Regions from separate parts of the Mus musculus genome. Here regions 1 and 3 are each linked to region 2. A link is a loop called in an ENCODE intact Hi-C map of the cell type or tissue named here. Cell type or tissue: gastrocnemius. All regions are shown on one strand.

Region 1 (8,000 bases), 410 kb before region 2:
AAGAGTTTACTTCAAGAGGATATCTTTCTTTCTCCTCAGTGGTTCGATGGCTCTCTTGTTATTTGGTGGTACAAATTTTCTGTTTCCTATAAAACTTAACCTTCTGCCTACGTGTTGGACCTAACTCCATCTTTGCTTTTATGCATTGCTTAGACAGTTCTCTCCCAATTGATCCCTTATCAGATCTTCCCTTGTTCAGTTCCCTCTGCCTAGAGACATTTTCATGCTGCACCTAAAGGGAGAAGCTACTTTGAAACCACCAGCTTTGTAGAACACAGCAAGCTTGCATGATCTGAACCCTAAACTCCTCTTTATTTCCTTTCTGACCTATAGATTTTAGGAGGCTAGAACTACATTTCCCAGAGTACCCCTGTATTCATGAACTTGAATATAATTTAATTATGTCATTAAGAGTTACCTTAATTTGGAATAAAACATTGTGAAACCAGATGGACACGACAGGATAGCCGTGGAGGCCCATGCTCTCTTTGTAGTCTGGTTATGGCTTCCAATATAATTTCCAGACCTCCTGGTTTTATAGCACCTTGGTCATGGTAAGGCCAAAAGCCTCCTTGGTGGCCTGATTCTGTTATGGCTTTGGGAGTCATTCCTGGAAGCCGAGCTTTTAAGTCTGTCTTTTTCAGACTTCCCATTTATTTGGCAAGGCATTTTATAACTTGTCATAAATAGGCTCTTTCTCCTTAAACTGGCTAGAAAGGTTCTGTTTAGAAGGTTCTGTTCCACAGGCTGGCATCACCTGAACATGGATGGTGACATCGCATGGGCCGACTCATGGGTGACTTGGAGGGGCAATGGCTAAAGAGCAGGATGTTGATCGCTGTGCACAACACAGCTGCTCACTGGGCTTGCAGAAACAGATGGCCTGACTCATAGGCAAGGTCTAATGATTTGGGCAGACTTTCAGAGATTTAGAAGGAATGTCCTTGGTTCTCAGTGACAAGGAATCTGAGGCATAGATGCAGAGATCAGCCTCACTGAATGGGAAGAGCATGAGTGTATTCCATGTGTAGTAATCTGAGAGTGGCATCAGTGAGGATGGCCTGACTACTCACAGGGAGAAGGGATCAATCCTATACAATTCTATCAGCATCCCCACTAGCATTTGCCCTTATCAAATGGCTTTATGCACCAGGCGACCCCAAAAGCAGAGCAAGAAGTCATGTGTAGGCTTGGCGACATTAGCTTCCGTGCACCAAAGGGAATGGGGATATGGCAGAGCTGACTTTCTAACCTGCCAGCAGTGAAGACCAATACTCAGTCTTTAATATTTCACCACTTCTCAGGGGAGCCAGCCGGTGACTGTCAGCACATTGATGACATTGGACTGTGCCAGCTGTGGAAGTGGCAACACTTACTTTGGACTCAGCTTCCATGTTTCTGCCAAAATCACCGTCTCTGAGCTCTTGTAATGCCTTGTTCCGTTCAGTATTTCTTCTGATCAACAGACTCATTTCATAGCCAGTGAAGAGTGGCGGGAGGTTCCTGCTCACACAGTCCACTGGTCCTCAGAGTTTCCCTGATACCCTGAAGCAGCTGGCCAGAGAGAGTGGTGGAATGGTCTTTTGAGATGTAGTTGGAGGACCAGCTGGGTGAGAACACCCGGCATGGCTGAAGCAATGTCCTTAGAATCATGATGCTGCTGTAAGTCAGCAAGTAATATCTATAGTGTTTTGTCTCCTAGCTCAGATCCCAGCATCCGAGAGACAAAGGAATGGAAATGGGAATGCTCCATTCATTCTAATCCTGAAATCTGTATCCTACTCCAGTGACTTGGAATTCTGAAAGCTGGAAGACTTAGTCCCAGGGCCCAGGAATGGTTCTGTGCAGCTGGTCTTCACAGCGGGTCTTGGGATACGTGAGTTTCTCAGGCCCCAGACTGAATAAGGAATAGTGGCCATGGGGCAGAGGCAGGAAACACTAAGCCGGTTAAGGTGAGTGAGTCTGACTTATTGAGGCTTGCTGCTGAACAACAGGGGCTGTAAAGAATACCTGTGAGCTGAAGTTCATGCTGGAGGTCACGGAAATGTGGGATTAGTATCAGAAGGAAGATATAAATCTCAGCTATGACCACATGACTCATTGCAGCAAAAAGAATTATCAGTAAAAAGAATTATATCATTATTAGTATTTCTTCCTTACCTGAATATTTTTTCCTTCTTCTAGTTCCCTGCAACTGATCACAATAGGTAAGCTATAGGAGACCAAAAGAGGGACTGTAACTTAATTAGACCATCCCAATGTAGATAAAGCAGCTTTGTATGTTTTAGAGGAGGACTGACCTCATGCCTCTATTTGAACAATTGAGGGTAGTTAGAAGCGTGACTTGGTCACTGTTTTTCTTTCAAATATAGGACATTTTAAAAGGGACATCACCCAGGGAGGATTGTGGAGTGTTGTTACAGACTGCCTAAAATTTCCTTGTTCGTGGCTGGGGGTTAGGATGATGGTAGGGTTGGTGACAAGGCAAATGTGTGTGGGGTTTGGAAGGTGGAATGGTGTAGTATGTGATAGCCACAGCTCCTGCTGCCTTGCCTGAGAGCTGCTCTGTTGTTATGTCCCCTTGACAAGACAGACTCCACTTCTCCCCATCTCCCATTGAGTCTCCCCATTTGGATTCTTTGAATCTCAGGTCAGCTTCCTAGTCAAAGATGTCACTGTTTTCTTTGTATTCAGCTGAAGTCAGAATGGTGAGAGCAATACGCAGCTGGCGAGCAGTCCTCATGGGTGCCCTGCTGCACACCCATCTAATCTTTGTCTGTGGGTGTTCAGACTTCCAACAACTTCAGATGTTCACCAGAAACACAGACAGTGTCCTGGCTGGTTTTGTGTGTCAACTTGACACAAGCTGAAGTCCTCAGAGAGGAAGGAGCCTCAGTTAAGAAAAGGCCTCCATGAGATCCAGCTATAAGGCATTTTTTCAATTAGTGATCAATGAGGAAGGGCCCATGGTGGATGGTGCCATCCCTTGATGGGAGGTCCTGGATTCTACAAGAGAGCAAGCTGAGCAAGCCAGGAGAAGCAAGCCAGTGAGCAGCATCCCTCCATAGCCTCTCCATCAACTCCTGCCTCCAGGCTTCCAGATTGCCATCTAGGAACCCTGCTTGGGTTCCTGGTCTGACTCTAATCTGGAAGTGTAGGCCAAATAAACCCCTTTCTTCCCCAGCTTGCTTTGGTCATGGTGCTTCATTACAGCTACATCTCAGCTTCATTACTGAGAGCGAAGGCACAGTCTTCTGCTAAATTCTTTAACGTTTCTACAATTGCACAAGGTCAGTGCCTATACTAATCCATTTATGGCACATTGCTTTTCTGTTAAAACCCTGTGCAACATAAATTAATTCTTTTAAAAAAGCCAAATTCTGACTAGTGTAACTTACAGCCTTCTATTTAATAAACAAACTTCAGGGAATTAATTAACTAGTAATTAACTAGTTTAAGATATTGTTCTGGGCCTCCTCACCAAACATTTGTTCCCTAAACTCGTATCACTTATTCACAAGTACAGCTGGCCAGTGTTTGCTAGCTATTGCATGTGGGCAGCGGCAGAGAGTATGTGGGAAAACCAGACAGCAAACCCAGACCAGAATAATTTTTTACATATGGAAGTATCGATACATATTTGCTGAATAAATAAATGACTGGACATTTTGGTGCATTTTTTTTTTTACTTTTTTTTCTCTTTTTTTTTTATTAGGTATTTTCCTCGTTTACATTTTCAATGCTATCCCAAAAGTCCCCCAAACCCACCCCCCCAATCCCCTACCCACCCACTCCCCCTTTTTGGCCCTGGCGTTCCCCTGTACCGGGGCATATAAAGTTTGCAAGTCCAAAGGGCCTCTCTTTCCAGTGATGGCCGACTAGGCCATCTTTTGATACATATGCAGCTAGAGACAAGAGCTCCGAGGTACTGGTTAGTTCATATTGTTGTTCCACCTATAGGGTTGCAGTTCCCTTTAGCTCCTTGGGTACTTTCTCTAGCTCCTCCATTGGGGGCCGTGTGACCTATCCAATAGCTGACTGTGAGCATCCACTTCTGTGTTTGCTAGGCCCTGGCATAGTCTCAAAAGAGACAGCTATATCTGGGTCCTTTCAGCAAAATCTTGCTAGTGTATGCAATGGTGTCAGCGTTTGGAAGCTGATTATGGGATGGATCCCTGCATATGGCAATCACTAGATGGTCCATTCTTTCATCACAGCTCCAAATTTTGTCTCTGTAACTCCTTCCATGGGTGTTTTGTTCCCATTTCTAAGAAGGGGCAAAGTGTCCACACTTTGGTCTTCGTTCTTCTTGAGTTTCATGAGTTTAGCAAATTGTATCTTATATCTTGGGTATCCTAAGTTTCTGGGCTAATATCCACTTATCAGTGAGTACATCATTTTGGTGCATTTTACAACTTCCTTTTTTGTGGCTTTTTGAGATTGTTTTTGTTGTTGTTGTTTTTTTTTCGAGACAGGGTTTCTCTGTGTAGCCCTGGCTGTCCTGGAACTCACTCTGTAGACCAGGCTGGCCTTGAACTCAGAAATTTGCCTGCCTCTGCCTCCCAAGTGCTGGGATTAAAGGCATGCGCCACCACGCCCAGCTGAGATTGTTGTTCTTATATTTATATTTCTTCTTCTAATTTTTCCTTCCCTCACTGGCCTTTCTCTTCTGAACTCCAGCCTCCCACAGTAACTGTTCTCTGCTTATTCCCCCTTTTCAGTTATACTTATTTTTAAATAAATATGGAAGACATACTTAAACTGTATCAGGAAATAGATCAGTTACTTGTGACCCAACAATGAACCAGTGAAGTTTCATGTCTACTCTTGTCATTTCTTCAAGTCCTCTCCCCTCCATGAAGATAGCTTTTAAAGTTTTTGCCTTTTAAAAGAAATTTCTGCTCAGACTCAACATGCCCATCACAGAGCTTGGAAACACCTTCAAATTGTTCTTCCCCTCAGAGTCTGATAACTTTCTGGTCCCAGTCTCTTGAATATCTTCCCTGTCCCTAAATCTCTTGGTCTACACAGGTCTATTTCTTTCACTGGCTTCTTATTTGAACGTGTACTCCCTCTCTGGTATTTCATTAGGAGCTGATGCTGTTTATTCCAAATCTGGAACATCCTTGTTCTTCCTCTAATTGGAATTTCTTGATCAGCTAATTTCTTGATCTCCACCTTGGAAGTGCCAACATTCACCCGGTAATAATAACTCACCGACTTTCCTTGTTTCTTACTTGCTTGTTTTGTGTTGCACATTAAGATGGTTGTTTGTTTCATTTCCCTGTAGAACAGTGGTTCTCAACCTTTCTAACGTTGTGACTCTTTAATACAGCTCCTCATGTTGTGGTGACTCCCCCCACGACCATAAAATTATTTTATTGCTTCTTTATAACTGTAATTTTTCTACTGTTACAGATTGATTGTAATGTAAATATCTGATATGCAGGATATCTGATGTGCCATCCTCCAAGGGGTCGAGATCCATATGTTGAGAACTGCTTCCGTAGACTGTCATCTCTTTTTCCTGTAGAGGATCATCTCATTCAGATGATTTATTCATTTTCATAGTTCAGACAGTGGCATGGAGCACAGAAAGTGATCACGGAAGCTAGCAAGGGAGTTTTTCATTAAAAATATACAGGACGGACAGCAAAGGACTTACTCGGAGAGGAGTCTGTCAGCTGGGACACAGAACCTGGGGCTGCCAGGCATACTTGTTCCAGGACCAGGCTGGTAAGGATTGGGGGGGAGGGGGCGGGTGACGGAGATTCATGCCGGGTGGGGATGGTGCTCTGCTGTCAGGACATGTGCACTTGATGCTAGGATTCGTTCTCACAGGATGCTGAGGAAAGTGTGTGGGGGAACCTGGTATTGATGTCTAGCTTTAGATAGAGCTGTACTCTCTGTCTCCAAGTCTCTTTGATGCCACAGTCTCTCAATTGTAAACAGAAAGAGGAGATGACTTAGAGGAGATTACAGTCGTTGGAAGGACTCATTGAACACCTGACTTTTCTCTCTTGTCTCTCCTTCTCTTGTGACTCAGTTGGCACGCTGTATTCCATGGCAGCCTATGAAAGGGAACTTGGAGCAGCTGTTCCCTGTGACTCTGAGTCAGTGGAGAGAAGCCTTGGGCATGTATACACGATCGGCCCTTTGATCTTCGGACTCTGTTATTCTGAAGGACTTTTTTTTTTTTTTCCAAAACAGAGGGAAAATGAAGCTTACTTTTTGTGAGCAGAGATAGTGGTGAAGTGAATTATTTATGATTTATTGTAAATTACCACTAGGAACAGCAGGGCAGGAAGGAAGGGGCAACATGGGCAACTGTTGACAGCGGTCTGGGGGAACTAAGAAAGTGTGTTCCAATGAGAGCTGGGTCTGACAATGGCTAAAACCACATCCTCCATGGAAAATCCTAACTTGGGAAAAGACAAGATTTCATCTCTCTGTCCAGACCTCAGGATTTCAGCGTTGGGAACCAGAATGATTTTGGTCAAGTGTTTAGTAGTAGAAGGTGGGTTATTTTTATGGTGCTTGTTTGTCTTGAGCAGACGTTTTAGTTTAGGGGTATTAGCTGTGGGTACTGTCTCTACAAAAGTACCTCTTCCTTACCTTACGTTCCTGAAATTTCAAACTTGGAACTTTACATTTCATTGTACTTTTAGCAAGGTACATGCCATTGTTGGTTAAAAACACAACACATGTTTGTCTAGTTGGTAACGTTTCTGATGATCTTGGTTTGAGGATTACTTTCATTCTGTGGGTAGACCATGGATGAGCTAGTGCATCTTCTCTTTAGTGATGGGACCACCTTACCTCATGGCCAGTTACGGCCGTTGGCCTGTGGAAGGATGGGGCTTCCTGACATTTAGAGCCTCCCATTTCCATTAGTAACCATGTGCCCCCACGATCCTGTTCAGCTCAGTCTCCACAAACATTGCGTAGCTAGCAAACAACAGTGTCTGATATTGAAGAATGTTGCACAGAACCCGAACTTGTGCTTTTTGGCAGATCTTGCCCTGACCAGGGAATTTTTTTTCCCCAACATAGGATATTGAACCAAAAAGGCCATCTAAATAGAACAAGGCCACAGAAAAGAACAGAAGAGAAGAGAAGAGAAGAGAAGAGAAGAGAAGAGAAGAGAAGAGAAGAGAAGAGAAAAGAGTGTTTATTATTTACTTTAGGTTCTTATAAATTCAGACCTGAGAGTTTCATATAAAATGCTTAAAAATAGCCTGTGTAATAAGTGTGTTTAAAGATGAAGAATGATGTAACAAACTCTTGTGAAAAAAGACAAGGAAGGAAGAGCCTTTGCTTGATTGTATGAGGCTCTTCTCAGCAGAGAAAGATGAAAGGCCGGCACAAGGGAACTCACTTCTCCTGCATTTCTTCTTTCTACTCCAGGTGGAAGCTGCTTCGAGGTCGGTGGGTGGGGCCTGTGGGCCTTAAGGAGAGTTCCAGCTGCTCTGTAAAGGGCTCTTTAGGCTTCCACTCTGTCCCCCTACATTTTCAGAACTATGTTTGCTTGCTTCTATATCCAAGAGAGCAAAACAGCATTCTGCCAACTAGTAGACTTGGGGAAAACATAAAGTATAATTTTATTAAATCTCAATCTCTGCAGCCTGTGTTCACATGCACACGGGCATGTGCACACACACACACACATACCATACACAGGCATGCACATGTACTTTGGTGTACTGTAGAGGCCTGAGGACCTTGGCCATCAGTCCTTATCTCCCACCTAGTTTGAAACAGGTCCTTTGTACCCCAGCCTAGCTGCCCACAGCATTTTAGTCTTCTGTCTCTTTCAGACCTTCCTGTCTCTGCTCCCCTCTTGTAACGGGAACAGTGTATTACAGATGGCACCGCAACCCACTTCATGTCACTTCTGAGGTCTTCATGCTTGCATGCCAGACAAATATTTTGCTAGTGGAGCCACCTCCCCAGCCCACAGTAGAGTGTGTGGGGATGCTGGAGAACAATCATCCCCCTTT
Region 2 (8,000 bases):
ACTTTTTTTTTTTTTTTTTTTTTTTTTTTTTTTTGCCCAGTGACTTCTTATCTTCAAAGACTTGTCACAAAGGGACACTGGAAGGAGGCTGAAAGTCCAAAGCGGTAAGGGCTAGGAATATGGCTCAGCAGATAAGAGCATATGCTGTTCTTGCTATAGACCTGGTTCAGTTCATAGCCACTCACAACCATCTATATCTTCAGTTCAACCAAATGCCCTCTTCTGGCCTTCATGGGCATTGTGCACAGATCACAAATATATATACAACAGGCAAAATATCCATAACAAAATAAAATAAATAAATAATAAGTATTTTTAAAGAGGGGCAGATTGGACTTTTTTCTAATTACATATTGTATAGCAATGCTATTCTGTCCATTTAACATTGCAGATTCTGCAGAATTCTGTCCCTTTAATTCCAGATTCTACACTGTCCCTCCTCTTATTGTCAGTCCTCTGAGTTTCAAAACTTCTCATTTTGAATCTAAGTGGTAGATGCTTCCAGCCTCAGCTCTCTCTCTCTCTCTCTCTCTCCCCTCACCCCAACCTTCATACTTGTGTCCTTGCTCATGCAGCTGTCCAGCAAAATTATTGCAGCATCTAATATTGTTGGCAGAACATAACTGGCAAGAACATTTGTCACAAGGAGAAGGTCCTGCATAGTGTGGGATCTGGCCTCTTTGTCCTGGAATAGAGTGCCAGTGTCTTGTCACAGGAGAGAGAGAATACCAGTAAATCATCACTTGTGTGATAAAACAGATAACCAACCACTTGGGTTGGACTGTGAAGAAGTGATCATTAAAAGTCTCAAAGTGGTTAGGGAACCAAATGTCAGTATAATTTACAGAAAGCAAATGACAAGTTGAAGTTTTAAACTTGGCAGCTTGATTCACAGAAGATTGCCAATCTACTATGATAGCCCTCAAGATCAATGTTCTTGAAGACTTGACCTGCATTGAACGGCAGATACACAACAGAGACAAAGGAATGAAAAAGTCCACTGACACCCACAGCCAGAGCCTGCAGTGTGGTGGGCACCAAGATGGAAATGTAGGTTATAGGGAGATAAGAATCCATATTGACACACACCTTGGAAATATATATAAAACCAATTTAAACTACAAGAGAAAGACCTATGACTCGCAGCAGAATATAACATTGGATTGTGAAGACTTATTAACACTTTCTGTCTACTAGGAATAATACATATTATTCTATTTTCCAATGCCCACACCCTCAGACATTTCTAAAGCCAAAAGAGGACGTGCTTCACTTATTGTTGGGGAGGAGGTAAATAAATAAGTAAATTCATATATTTCAAACAACCTGAAGCCATTTATGACTCGTGAGCCTTGCTTTCTCCATTGAGTGCTTACATTGTATGTCTGGCTACCACAAGAATCTGGGCTAAAAGAAAGCAAAATATACTAAATCCGGGTCTATAGTGTAGAAGGGAGATAGTCAACAAATACAACAAAGTCCGAGTTTAGACCAAAGTTTTAACAAAGACAATCTCAGTGTGAGATAATGACTGGTCCTTACACATTTCCCCCTTTCTCTAAGTGCATTTATAGTTGGAATCCATATAGAGAAAAATCGACATAGTGTGGGTCAACCAAACACCAACAAAAGGTCAACAGGACATTAGTAAGATGTTAGCAGAAGTAGACTAACCCTATACAAAGCATGTTACGTTGTTTCCTCTAGCAACGGCCTCAGATTGAGAAGTTCAAGATCTTACATTCCCAATGGCCTAAATTGAAAGTTTCTGGAATCAGGAAGAGAACAAATAAGACTGGGTGGCGCCAGGATCCTATAGCTTTCTAATGCACCGCTGGGCTGGACTGAACCTAAAACCAGCAAGGGCTGTTGGTAAAGATTCAGAAAGCAGACTGATGAGCAACTACAGCAGAGTTCCTGTGAGCAATCGGTGGATATCTGCAGCAGTAGATGGCCAGAGGAAATACATCTTCATAAAGAAAGTGACATTATGCTTGCCCAGCAGGAGCGATACCATGATCAAGAAGTTGACAATAAAAACTTAATAGTCAGCCCTATTGTCTGCTATTGAGAGAAGATATTTAAAACTGCCATATATTTGAATATTTTAGTATCTAGGGATGGGGATGAAGCTCATGATAGACCACTTGCCTAAGATGTGCCAACCCCTGGTTTCATGCCCAGATAGTGATAACAATGATAATAAAGATAATTTAGCCTCTTGATTTAATGGGCGTGTGTACGACTTCTCTTGAAAAGTGTACACAATGGCTCTTATGAGGAGAACACGGAGTACTCCAGAGTCGGAGAGGCGAGGAATTCCTACTTAATGTCTGCCTTTTGTTCTAAAACTTTTCTCCTACATTTTACATATCTGATGTTAGATGCATATCATGAGAAGTGGTGTCCGAATTAGAGTCAGGGAAGTACTGTGCTTTCCCCTGACTCCAAGACTGGGTTTGAAGGGCACAGCTGTACCTCACACACAGAGAAATTCCTGTCAGGGTACTGCAGTACCTTGCACAAAGAGAAAGTCCTGTCTGGAGACCATATGTAGTTTCTTCAGGATGGCACTGGGTACAGAGGACATTTGCACAGAATAGAAACTCCCATCTTACTGACCAATGCACTGTTTTGCTAAGGTGTCACATTTCACCACTACTGAGCAAGTGCCATAACCCCAAAGCCATCTGCCCTGCGAGGTGCCTCTTCCTCCGGGGAGCCAGAGGCAGCCACAGTCAGCTCTATGCACTAACAATGGAGCTCTTGTTATGGAACCAAATACTGGGAAAATTTTAATACCTCAGTTAAAATCTAGTAGTTGTTTTTTTTTTCTCCTTTTAATACAAGAAAAAAATCCTGCTAGATTTAGAGTGAGTCACACAATATAAACATTCAAATCCCTTTGGACTTCGAATGCCAAACAGCACTGAGTGGTTACGTTTCAAAAATCTGCATTCTAGAATGCCAGAACACATATGCTCAGCTCTCTGGTATTAAGTAACACTATAGTATTTCTTTAATACATACTATAAAGTAAACCATTCATAAATTCCAACCCGATGCCAGTTATGTTAAAATCCCAAGTACGTCATTTAATTCTCATGCATAATCCTGTTCCATTCTTTTAACCCACTAAGTGCAAAAAGAAGAAAAAGAAAAGGAAAGGGGAAAAACACAAAAAGAAAAAAGATCCAGAAGAAATATATTCAAATACACACACACACACACACACACACACACTCATATGTATTTACAAAAACACCTGCTTAATCGCTTAACAGATCTGGCTTCATTAAAAACACAGTAAATACAGTACTTGTATGAAATTCTCCAAAAATATTTTTAAAATTTTTATCAATTTGATAAAAAAAGAAAACAAAAATCTTTCAGTAATCCAAACCATCTCCAAGACATGTAAGATGAGATGAAGTTTGGGGGGGATGTTAAGTTGTACTTTAAACATCCACAAGTGTAAAGCTGCAAAAGTAATAACTGTACATCTGAATTTTCAGTTGTATTTTTGATGTCTATAATGATAAGGTTTCAACTCAAAAGAAAGTAACTACACAGCAAAGAAAGAAAAAAGAAAAAGAGAGGGGGGCGAGGGAGGGAGGGAGGGAGGGAGGAAGGAAGGAAGGAAGGAAAAAGAAAGAAAGAAGGAAAGAAAGAAAGAAAGAAAGAAAGAAAGAAAGAAAGAACGAGAGAGAGAGAAAGAAAGAAAGAAAGAAAGGAAGGAAGGAAGGAAGGAAGGAAGGAAGGAAGGAAGGAAGGAAGGAAGGAAGGAAGGAAGAAAGAAAAAGTAGACAGATTTGCATATGGCAGTCTTGTTAATACTTTCAGAGAGGGGGGTAGAAATTTTTTTTCATCTTTTCAAATATAAAAGAAAAAGAAATGCCTGTATATAGTAGAATCCTGTACAGGCAATAAAATTAACGAAGTGTGGCCAAGGGGGAAAAAAAGATTGCAGGCTGCTAAGCTGCTCATCAGCAGTGTCTTCAGCCTACGCGATCCTTCGGAGGCTCCTGCTGATGGTTACAGCAGCAACCATGGACGAGAACATTGCTGAACTAGGACCACTGTGAAACGGGCAGCTTGAGTGTGTTCCCCATTGTTCCTGTCACCCAAAAGCAAACAGGGATGGAAAAGCGCTAACTTCTAAGCAGGGACCGAGAGCAGCTGTGAGCATGCTCTGTTCTGTCCATGTCCGAGGAAAAGTCTTTGATCACACTGCCCCTCTCTGGTCAAAGAGGGAAAATTACGTTAGCCCTTGAAAAGCGTCCCTAAACATGTTAGACAAATTCACATCAAAGGCTCATCGATGCACAGTGGTGTTTCCCAAGAGATCAGAGCAGCTGAGCAATTTAGAACTTAGTTTGAAAGCTAAAGAAATCTATCGTTTACTCTTCTGATCAACATTTATGGGAGAAACACCACTGAGAGCCCTCTCGGGGTTGTGGAAACGTAAGTGCAAATTTTACAAATGTAAGTTTTAAAGACTGGTTAATTAGATGGTTTGCAATAATTCTGATGGGAAAACTCAGAAAGTGCTGTTAATAGCAAAACCTGAAACACCGAGCTGTCAATTTTATCACGATTTAGTTTAAAATAAAAACGGAATGTCATTAAATCTACTGTGCCTTAGACATCCAAAGAGCCTCAGCGCTGTTCAAGAGCAAGTCGGAGACACTCATGAATTCCCTGCCACCGTAACTGCCCATTTTAGATTTTTGTGTCTCTATTCTGTGTTCATTGTAAAACTAAAAATGGTAGTTGACATTGCTATTGACTGTGCCAGATATTCATACAGTCTTTCTTTCCACACAGTCATGCCTTCATACTTCTAACAGGACGACATATTAAGCACCACAATTGTCTCCATTTTACAGACAAGAAGAACAGAGAGGTTGGTTAGTAACTTCTTCCAAGTTGCACAGCTTTAGGGAGAGATAATTCTGAGATTCAAACTTGGGCTGTGTGACGTGAGCTCATGAGCCCTTGGAGCGAGCCTGTCCTGCACTGAGGAGATGAAGAAGCACTGAGGAGATGAAGAAGCACTGGGGAGATGAAGAAGCACTGAGGAGATGAAGAAGCACTGAGGAGATGAAGAAGCACTGGGGAGATGAAGAAGCACTGGGGAGATGAAGAAGCACTGGGGAGATGAAGAAGCACTGGGGAGATGAAGAAGCACTGGGGAGGTGAAGAAGCACTGAGGAGATGAAGAAGCACTGAAGAGATGAAGAAGCACTGAGGAGATGAAGAAGCACTGAGGAGATGAAGAAGCACTACACTTCTCACGCTCAGTGCATCCAGTGTGCTGAGATAAATGTGGCCACGTGGGTACCTCTGCTTGCTGCATCCTCGTGAAAATCAATAAGTTATGTGTTTATTAGGCAGGTGCCACTCCAGATAATAATAAGGATCAACACAAACAGATGCTAGACAAAAACAAGCACCAGCTACAGCTTTTCGTTTCATGTATGCTTTGAAAATACTTGATATTTGAGGTAAGTGGTAACTCTGTTTCCCCATAGCTATTATTTTTCTTAATTTGTTTACTGTTAGTGTTTATGGGTAAGTACATGCACAGTACACATGCGGTATAGCACATGTGTGGAAGTCTAAAAAGAACACTCCAGAATCATTTATCTTCTATCATGGGTTCCAGAAAGCCAACCCAGGTTACTCGGCTCCCTGGCAGCCATTTTCCTACTGTGTTATCTATGTCTCTCATAGGCTACTCTCTCCCATGAGTACTATTTTATATTAACTATATAACTCTTACATGCTTTTTTTTTAATAGCATCTACTACCTATTTTTCAGATTACCTGAATCCGTGTCTTCAGCTTCAACCCTTGTAACAAACACCCCTGGACTTTGGTTTTCTTTAACTGAAGTTTCATACAGAAGTTGCTTAAATGCTGGTGTCTCATCATTTACATCAAGGACAGTGATTGTCAGAGTCTGGGATGAAGAGCGTGCTGGCATGCCACCATCATGGGCCACGAGGGTCAGGATATGCTGAGTTTTCACTTCATAATCCAAAGGGCAGGCTATCCTCAGCAAGCCTGCTTTGAAAGAGAAGACACAGTGAGCTATGGATGTCATCTTAAGACTGCTTGCTTACTCTACCACAGCTTACATCGCTTTACTCAATTGAAAACTCAGTTCTCTTTGAAAGTGAGTGAATCATAAAAAAAGAGAAAGACATTTATTGAGCCAACTTCATATTCATATATTATCTACAACAGAAAGTTAATGTTCTTAGTCAGAAAGTCAAATTGAGTTGTAAAGACAAATGACAAATTTAAAAGTCTAGCCTATACCTGAGAGGCCTACAGCAAAGTCGTTAGTCTACAGAACATTTCCCTCACCTTCAAAAGCATCTATGATACTAATAACATATAGTCTATGATGCATGACACACTTAGAAGCAAACAAGTTATTAAAATGTGTATATGACTCCATTGTTCAGACATTTGATTTCTGTTAAGGAGTTGGCATCTCTTATACTGACTCTTGGTTACTTGCCACTTGCTTTATTAACAATAAAGGGCAAATAAAATGTTTTGCAACACAGACAATAAACTTCACAAAAAGCCACTTTTCTATCCTACTGTTGAACCACACAACTCCGTGTGTGTACAGTGTTTTACACAGACAGCCATCATAAAATAATAACTGTTGTGTATTTCTTTTAGGATGATTGACTCCCTAATATTTTCTTCAAATAATTAAATATTGAGAAGGACCTTGAAAATAGTTGTTTAATAATTACTCATCATTATATACATTGAGGCTGTAGGAAAACTCACTATGCCATTTATTTTTATTAGAAACATGAGTCTTGTAAGAGGAAAAAACTCCCATCTCATATGGATACATTCTTCAATTATCATTTTGTCTTTGAAAAATACCTCAAGAGAAATAGCCATTGTAATAGCTCAAGATTCATGAGGCCAGCATTACTAAGACACAATTCAAGTTTATTCTTCCTTTTTAAGAGGCTGAAACAGACCTTCCTTGGGCATCTTGGAAAGCATTTAAAGTAGCATTAAATCAGCTCTGAGGAGAGCTTGCAAAGACCATGAGCCTGTGTCTGGAGAATCTCTTGTCAGCTGGGCACTTAGGTGGTGTTCATGTGAGCCTCAGAAGGGAACCATATGTCAGGATCTGAGAAATGTTCTGATAAAATTTCCCAACAGAGTAGAGCCAACTATGCTCACAGCTTCCAAATCTGACACATTGATTCTCATTCCAAATAATGTTCTTCACAGCTGGCCAAATAGTTTACATCTGAGATCCTCCTGCCTTAAGTTCATGTTGAAATCACTATTTTACAGACAATTATATCGTAATCCATAAGTTTCTTAAACATCCTGAAAAATTACATAAAGAGAAGTTCATTTCCAAATTCACGGGGTTGAGATTTTTGTATACCCTTTTATCACATCACATTTTAAAACAAGCATAGTGGGTGGCATCTGACAACACAGTGACAGCAAGACCTCTGAACTGGCAGTGAGTGACATTTGTACAGAGTGAGTGACCCTAGTAAATGCTGATGTAAAAATTAAAATGCTACAACTGATGTAAAAAACAATGTTACTGATGAGCAAAATAATTCAGCCATTAAAACCTGTATGTAATTTTCAGTTACTGATCGATGTTGGCTTACACAATCCAAGGGCACATTTGCACACTAGAACCCTTGCATAATGATCTTGATTTGGCATATGGCCACTTTGCTGTATTTCTAGCAGCATTCACTACTTCAAAGACTCACAGTGGTTGTTCCTGAACCCTTGGACCATGAGATATGAGCTACCTACAAAGCAGTTATCAACAAACTGTTCAATAGAATGTCTGTGCTTTCTCTCTCTCTCTCTGTCTCTCTCTCTCTCTCTCTGTCTCTCTCTCTCTCTCTCTCTCTGTGTGTGTGTGTGTGTGTGTGTGTGTGTTTGTGTGTGTGTGTGTGTTTGCATGTGTGTGTTTGGTG
Region 3 (8,000 bases), 420 kb before region 2:
CTGTCTCGAAAAACCAAAACCAAAACCAAACAAAAATTCTCCCAGAGTCCATGGACCCCACAATAGGTCGCTGCCCAACTCTGCCAACAAAAGGAAGGCTCTGCCTTTCTCCTGACTCCACTCACAACAACTGAAGTCCTTTCTCTGTTTCTCTGTCTGCTTTTATTTGCGTACACTAGTTATACATACTAATGGCTTTCGTTATGACATTTTCAAACATGTACACAACACATTCTGGTCACATTCACCCCTCACACCTCTCGCTTGTCCCCCCAGCTCCTGCTGGATTCTTCTCATTTCTACCCGCTTCTTCTTTTGTGATTGTTAATACACATGCTCACTGTAGAGAATGCGGATGGGTTCTGTAGAGGCCCCTGTCACCTGCAAGTCTAAGTGTCCTCTTTCTGAACGTTTGTTTATGAAGTTCCCTTCATGTAAGTCTCTGCACCTCGTTCAAACCAGCGAACACTACACTGACATGGAAAGTCAGGCCACAGACCGTACATTCAGAGCAGCAACTGGGGGGGTCCTGCTTCAGCTCAATTGTGCCTTGCAAGCTGTTCAGGAGGAGGTCAAAAGTGCAATTCAGAGCTCTGAGCCCAAAAAAGGCAGAGGGGCCCCTGAAGGAGTGTGATCGGGCTGCCCCAGACGTCTCTCCGTGAGCCACACCATCTCCAGAAATAACATGTGTGGGTTAAAGCAATAAACAGCACTCAGATCTGGAATTCCAGACAGCCACAAACATATCAGCCTAAATGTAAAGTGGCGTTGCTCACAGTACATCTATAATTACATCTTATTTTATTAGTCGGAAAGGGTAATTGCATCCAGAAAACTCCCAATGAGAATGTGTGCTGCAGAGATAGTGTGTGTTGCTCTGAGAAAGCGAGGCTGTGAGGGAGTCTCGGTGATGCTGAGCAATGTCCTAGCAAACCGCAGGTGATGTGACCTCTGGAGTGGCGAAGAACAGGACTGGAGCAGGTGCCAGAACTCAGGTTGGCAGAATCTCTGGAGAACACTCATTAATCTCCCCATCCTCTTCCCCTGAGCGCTTTAAGGAAGAGTGTGGCTTTGGGGGACTCAAGGAGTCAGTTACATGCTTAGAACCCAATGCTAAGACAGCTTGAGAAGTCAACCCTGGAACTCACCGCTGCAAAGGAACAATCTTACCAGTTGGAGACAGGCTTCCTGCTGACTTTAACAAATTATCAAAAAACCACACCAGTTTCTACCTAAGCTACAGAATAGAAACTTAATGAGTATTTAAACACTTTCTTCTAGTAGCTAACAGACCATGGAAATCAAACTCCGTATCAGTGAACATTATATATATATATATATATATATATATATATATTTGTTTTAGGCTTCAACTGAAATGTCGTTACCATGGTAGCAAACCGCACTGAAGGCAGGGAGAATGCTTTGATCAGGATACTCAGAAAATGCTTATCGCCAGCAATGGAACCACCCAGAAAGGCCCAGAGGGGTTGAAAAGTGCCACAGAGCAATGCACCCACCCTGCTCTTCGCCTCTCTGTCTTGTTGCTTCTGTGGACCCACAAATGACTTCCTAAAGGATTTTGGGGACACACACATTTCATTCTTATCTTACTATTTCTTCAGGCTATCTCTCTTGCTCCATGTCTCTGGGGCAAGGACCTTTCCTTTATTTGAAATAAGGAGTCTTTCTGAGTCCTTCCACCACTGTGTAATTGGAGCTGTAAAACAGTTGGGGACGGTCTCTTTAAAAATGCCAGTAAACACTGAAGGACATTATTAACCCCAACTCGTATAAACATCTAGTGAGAAAAGGACATATTTTTCCCAGTCCCATATAATTTTCATTATGTAATAATGGATAAAGTTAATATTTGGGAACCAAACAGACAGACAAACAGACTTTTGTAAACCTTTTGGTTGCTTCTGTTACCTTAACTTTAAAAGCTAGTTCTTGGTTCACATACACAGTCATCCAACCATTTCCTTATTATTTATAAAATGCCCATGGTGGACCAACTGATGTAGTAGTGTGCTCTGTCACTGGTGAAGATGGAGCTATTAATCGGATATGAGATGCTGTGTGTGGCAGGGACAAGAACAGGATGTCATTCAAAGACAGCATGAAATACTACCACTTAACAAGACCCCTGGGAGTGTTCAGAGCAGATAAGGGAACCCCAGCTGACATTTGAAAGATGGGGAAGGTTCCAGAAGTCTGATAGGGCTGAGACAAATTAAAAAAACAAGGTTCATTAGATTTGGCAATCAGGGGACACTTTTATCATCAGTTAAGCAGTTTCAGTGGGGTACTGGACATCGAAGCTGGACTGCAGCTGGCTGGTACACGACCGGAGAGTGAGCACAGATGAAAGGGTAGAGACAGGCTGGCTGCTGGCTGCAAAATCTTGGGGTTAAAGGAGGTCTTTGGGTTTTAATTTAAACACATTTTTATAAGCTTTGAAACTCTGCCCAATGTTCCAACAGTAAAGAAAAGGATGATAAGTCAAGGCGGGGGGGGGGGGGCGGGGGGAAGTGGACAGGCATTGAGAGCCAAGGGTTCAAATGAGCATGCCAGTCATTCACAGAGGGTGAGCATTGCCCAGGCAAGCAGGCTTGGGTGAGCCTGGCCTGCGGAGCTATATCTTGTTTCATGGCCCATTTGGGATCAGGGAGTCACTTTTCTTCCAGCCTGGGAAGCCTTCAGTCAGGATGTAAGGCAGGCATCACATGCTGTGGTGTCAGTAAGGGTGACAGACAGGGACTCCCAAAGTCTGCCAAGTCCATGTTCTCTGTGGACAGCTGCTGTTTAGCTCCAGACATGTTCATCGTGGGAAAATGCACATCCAATGTTTCTGGGTCAAACAAAACAAAATAAAGCCAAACAAACAAAACAGCAAATAAACGCAAGCCACCCAGAATCTGGATTTTCTATGTGAAATTTCCCAATTTTGAACTGTTGGAAAATATTAAAGACAACATTCTAGGAGGAAGAGGGAGAAGTTCTTGAGCTCCCACGCCTATCTAACGAAGGAGCTGTTGACAGTTAAAGGCCTCCAGCGCAGGGAGCACGAGTTTCCTTTAAGGTGAAGTTGACCACACTCTAGTGGATAGCCCTAAGCCTAGGAGTATATGGGTTGAAGGATTTAAAAAGAAATTAGAAAGAGGAGTGGGGTGGTGAAGGTGGATCTGGGAGGAGTTAGGGGGAAAAGCAGAAGATGAATGTGGTCAACATACAGGATATGCCATTCTTAGCAAGCTAATAAATATAGTATGCAATAGATAAATGAACACGAAATCCAAGACCAAAAGTATCCTTCATTGTAATAAGAACTTTGATAACTATTGCAGGAAATGCAAGCTTTCATTTTTTTACTTCCTACTCTCCTGCAGATAGTCAAGAAATAGTGAAATTATTGCATTGATTCTTTGGACTTAAACAAACACAAACAAACAAACAAACAAACAAACAAGAAAGCAGTTATGTAAGCATTCACCAAAATATGTTGGCTGATCTTGTTATCTTCTTAGACACCAAATTACCATGTGTGATTTAGAATATTTCTTTCAAGGGCTAGGTTTTTTTTTTCCCATCCTTGAATCCTGACCCCTTTTGTACAACCACAGGAAAAAAAATGTTAACATGGAAAATAAGATGAAGAGCTGGAGAAAGAAGCACCGTAACACATTTAGTCTTCCTAAATCGTGTTAAGGGCTGCGACCTGCCAGGACTTTAATTTTATAAGCTGATTCTCTTAGGTCCACATGAAATGCTGCAAGTTCCCTTGCTCACTTTAAAGTTTTCTGAAATGTAGCATTGCTCTTGGAACCAGAAAGGACTTAGTCACATTGCTTATTAATAAGAATAGAGTAAAAAACAGTAACTTAAAAAATGGATCCTTGTACCATAGGATGGGCCTGAAACATAATTACACATACAAACAGGGAAGATGGATACATGTGACAATGCAAAGAGAGCGGGTTTTTTTTTTTTTTTTTTTTTTTTGACACAGTTTCCCTGTGTAGCTCTGGCTGTCCTGGAACTCACTCTGTAGACCAGGCTGGCCTCGAACTCAGAAATTCACCTGCCTCTACCTCCTGAGTGCTGGGATTAAGGGCGTGCACCATCACGCCCGGCACGAAAGAGAGCACTTTTATAGTTTACTCTCTGCTTGTCTATGACTACCAGTCATTTGTTTGTGGCAGGATGAGAAAGGGTGTACATACATGAAAACCAGAGAAGATACATGTATGAACCTTGCAGTCAGAAAGTCTCACTTTAAAGATCAGATGAATTATGCTCCCGACACACTCAGCTGGACACAGCGTGTGGAGGGGTTTGTTTTCTCGGCCAGCACTCTGACTGCTAGGCTGTGTCACGGACTTTCTGATTTAGTAGGCTTGGGGAGTAAATTCCTAGGTCGAATGGATCCTACCTGTGTGAGAACACCCTCTGAAAAATCAAGTGTTTTAGAATGCTTCCAGGCTTTGCCATGCTTCCATTCAGACAACGCTATACACACATTTATTTACGTTGACCATAGTTTTTTATTACAAAAAGTTGATTTATGCTGTGGATCACTGGACTGAAGATCTGGCAGTACATGTATGAAAACAGGAGATCTGTTGCCAAGGCAGGAGAGAAGGTCCAAGTTGTCTGTTCTCCGTTGGCTGCTGATGTCTCATCCGTGCTGGGCTGGGAATGGGTTCCCCCTAGTGACGTCAGCATCTTATTTATTGAGCTATGGACTCACAGCTACACATGGGTTGCTAGTACTGGAAACGCCTTTCTGGCTTTCCTGTTGGTGCTTTGCTACGTTCTACCGGGAGGCGGCAGTAAAAGGAGCCTGCAGGAATGGATAAGGTAAAGACTTCCTTCCTGTCTATTTCCGGTCTCCTTGTGCCTAAGAACGCAGTCCCAGAAGAGGAAGTCATTATTCATGCTGGAGATGTATGTCTTCCTGTCAGAATCAGCATCTTGTTATATTTTTCCCACTTTTCAGGCCTATATTGTCGTTCCAGGCTCAGATGCTTTCTCTAAACAAAACCACAGCGTCTGCCTCCCTCCTAGCACTGGTGAGAGCCACACTGTCTAGGCAGCACATTGCTTTTTGGATCTGGATCTTTACTCTGTGGTGTCTCCATTCCAGGCTTCCAGGAACTAATTCTAACAATTCCAGCTACTTCTCTGTATTCCTGCAACCTGAGGCGTGGCGACTGTCTCCTCTTGTAACTGCTTCCTGGGCTCTCCTTTGAGGTTTCAGTATCTATTTAGAGAATTTCTGTATTAATTTCTCTCTTTTAAAAGAGCAACCAGTTTGTTCACTTTTCTGACGTGTCGGTCTGTCTGTTATGCTGGGCTGTACTTCTTGCCACAACCTTTAAATTCTAGAATATGGATAATAGGTGCTTTGAAAGTCACAGAAATGGGCAGGAGAACTGGCTGCTCTTCCAGAAGTCCTGAGTTAAATTCCCAGCAACCGCATGGTGGCTCACAACCATCTATAATGAGTTCTGATGCCCTCTTCTGGTGTGTGGGTATACATGCAGAAGAGTACTCATACATAAAATAAATAAATAAAAAACCACTAAGGAAACATGTAAGCCTCCCTCCCCCACCACTATAGCTGTAATTACATAGAATACTTGGGTAGAAACCCTTGCCTTATTTTTAAAAAGGCACATTCCTGGGTCCCACTTCTAAACTTACTGCATTTTAAATAAGCTTTCTAGATGAAACAGCTCTTCTTCCATCTCTATGTGCATTTGAAGATCAAACTCACATCATCAGGTGAACACCTTTATCCACTGGGCCCTCTCACTGTTCGTCTGTCTGTCTGTCTGTCTATCTGTCATCTATCTATCTATCTATCTATCTATCTATCTATCTATCTATCTATCTTTCCATCCGTCCATCCATCCATCCATCCATCCATCCATCCATCCATCCATCTATCACTGATGTATGCACGTATGCGTCTATCTATCGTGCGTGTAATGTGTGTAGTGTAAGGTGTGTATGTAGATGCACGGCTCACAGGTACAGGTCAGAGGGGAACTTTGTGGAACTGGTTCTCTCCTTCCACCTTCACCTGGGTTCTAGGGATTGAACTTGGTTAGTTAGGCTTGCTGCAAGCACTTTTACCTGCTGAGCCATCAAGCAGCCACACCGACTTGGTCAGACCATGGTGATGTGGGCACGCATCACATTACAGCTGCTCCTCTCTTTGTGATGGAGTTCTATCCCAGCCAACCCCTTGTGAGCTGGAAAGCATTTATTCAAAAGACCCGATTTACTAATTATCATAGTCTAGCAACCTGGCGCACAGAGATTAACCAAGCGGTTCCTTGTGATCATGTGACTGTGGCTTCTGGCATTGGCTCCTGTCCAGGATGTGTGACAGTACTCTACTGTACTATAATTCAGATCCTAAATGTCTCACCAAGACGCATGCATTAAAGGCTTGGTCCCTGGGTAGCACCGATGGCAACTGATAGAACCCTTTGGAGTTGGGGTCTGATGGGAGACCCTTAGGTCACTGGAGAAATGACTTTGAAGTGGGGGAGTGGGATTATACCTTCTTTTTTTTTGCTTGTATCCTGGTTCAGGTAAGCCTTTTGCTCTCCCACTTGTTTCTCCCATATTAGGCTCTCTCACTACAGGCCCAAAGTAATGGGGCCAAGCAAGTATGTGCTGCACCTTCAAAGCTGAGAGACAAAATAGCCCCTTTCTTCTTACACATCAGTTATCAGTTATCCCAGTGTTGCCTTGCAGCATCAGGAAGCTGTAGGTGATGCTGGCTTAGGAAATGTTCAGAAGCTTTTACTTCTCCTGTCTCTAACCAACACACGTCCTCTTGAAGGAGGAAAGATCCAAACCGTCACAAATTGGAGATCATCTGCAGAATTTATGCACTGGGAAAGATATTTTTAGATGTGGTCAACATTTCTATTAGTAGACTCTGAGTAAGCAGATTTTCCATGATGTGGACGGCTGTACCGATCCAGTCAGATCTATCAGATTAGGCCGACTGGAGCAAGACCCGAGGCTTGCGGGAGAGAAGAACCTTGACCTCGTGAGCAAAGTGTGGATATCCGCCCTAATTTCCAGTCTCCTGGAACCACCCTGCAGAGTCAACTCTGTTCAGTTTCTAGTCTGGCGACTTTCCATATGGCGTTTCTCTGGAGAATTCTATTAGTATAGTGATTGTGGAACTCTGAGCCTGCATTTTCACTAGCACCCGTGTGATTATTATGGGCTAGCCCACAAAGCTTTCAGGTGAGCGAGAGCAGAGAGCAAAGGACACCTTAAAATGGTTATGGGATACTTTGGACAGTTAGTTCATTTGTGTTTAATTCAGTCCCCATTGCCCGTGTGCCTGCTATGAGTCTGGGATCCTTTCATGCAGTTGGGAGTGCTGTAGCCTCTGAGTAAATCCGAGCAGCTCTCTCTAGAGTACTACATTTTCACACAAAGGCTTTGTACGATGTAGCTTCCTCAGCAACGGGAAAAGCCAGCATGTGCATATTCTAGAGCCCTAGCACTCCCTTCCCCACTTACAGGAGCATTCAACTATGACAGAAACCAATACACCATTGTAGACTGACTCGACATATTCTTTTTTTCTATTTATTTATTTATTTATTTATTTATTTATTTATTTATTAGGTATTTTCCTCGTTTACATTTTCAATGCTATCCCAAAAGTCCCCCATACCCACCCCCCAATCCCCTACCCACCCACTCCCCCTTTTTGGCCCTGGGGTTCCCCTGTACTGGGGCATATAAAGTTTGCAAGTCCAATGGGCCTCTCTTTGCAGTGATGGCCGACTAGGCCATCTTTTGATACATATGCAGCTAAAGACAAGAGCTCTGGGGTACTGGTTAGTTCATAATGTTGTTCCACCTATAGGGTTGCAGTTCCCTTTAGCTCCTTGGGTAGTTTCTCTAGCTCCTCCATAGGGGGCCGTGTGACCCATCCAATAGCTGACTGTGATCAT

The links. Peaks named below come from ENCODE experiments on the same cell type or tissue, not always from the same donor. Only the 100,000 strongest peaks of a DNase experiment are listed, where the experiment ranks them.
Region 1: a loop joins it to region 2, with 4 times the contacts of the local background. A loop is called at or near these places in 11 of 42 quality-filtered maps.
Region 3: it touches region 2 in a loop (4-fold over the local background); 11 of 42 quality-filtered maps call a loop at or near these places.

The regions. Positions count from the first base shown.
Region 1 is chr3:83,692,781-83,700,780 of GRCm38, reverse strand. No RefSeq gene overlaps it. Among named protein-coding and RNA genes, the nearest start is that of Gm24584, 5.5 kb to the left of the region's middle. In gastrocnemius, no CTCF peak of the experiment used is centred here; no DNase peak of the experiment used is centred here.
Region 2 is chr3:83,283,273-83,291,272 of GRCm38, reverse strand. It overlaps Dchs2 (dachsous cadherin related 2), which reads right to left. Exons shown (of 20, transcript NM_001357165.2): 10 at 5,830-6,069. Among named protein-coding and RNA genes, the nearest start is that of Gm10710, 160 kb to the right of the region's middle. In gastrocnemius, a CTCF peak has its summit at 4,249; a DNase peak (open chromatin) is centred at 4,195; H3K4me3 peaks cover 485 bases; H3K27ac peaks cover 177 bases.
Region 3 is chr3:83,703,847-83,711,846 of GRCm38, reverse strand. No RefSeq gene overlaps it. Among named protein-coding and RNA genes, the nearest start is that of Gm24584, 5.6 kb to the right of the region's middle. In gastrocnemius, a CTCF peak has its summit at 4,829; a DNase peak (open chromatin) is centred at 4,746; H3K27ac peaks cover 2,015 bases.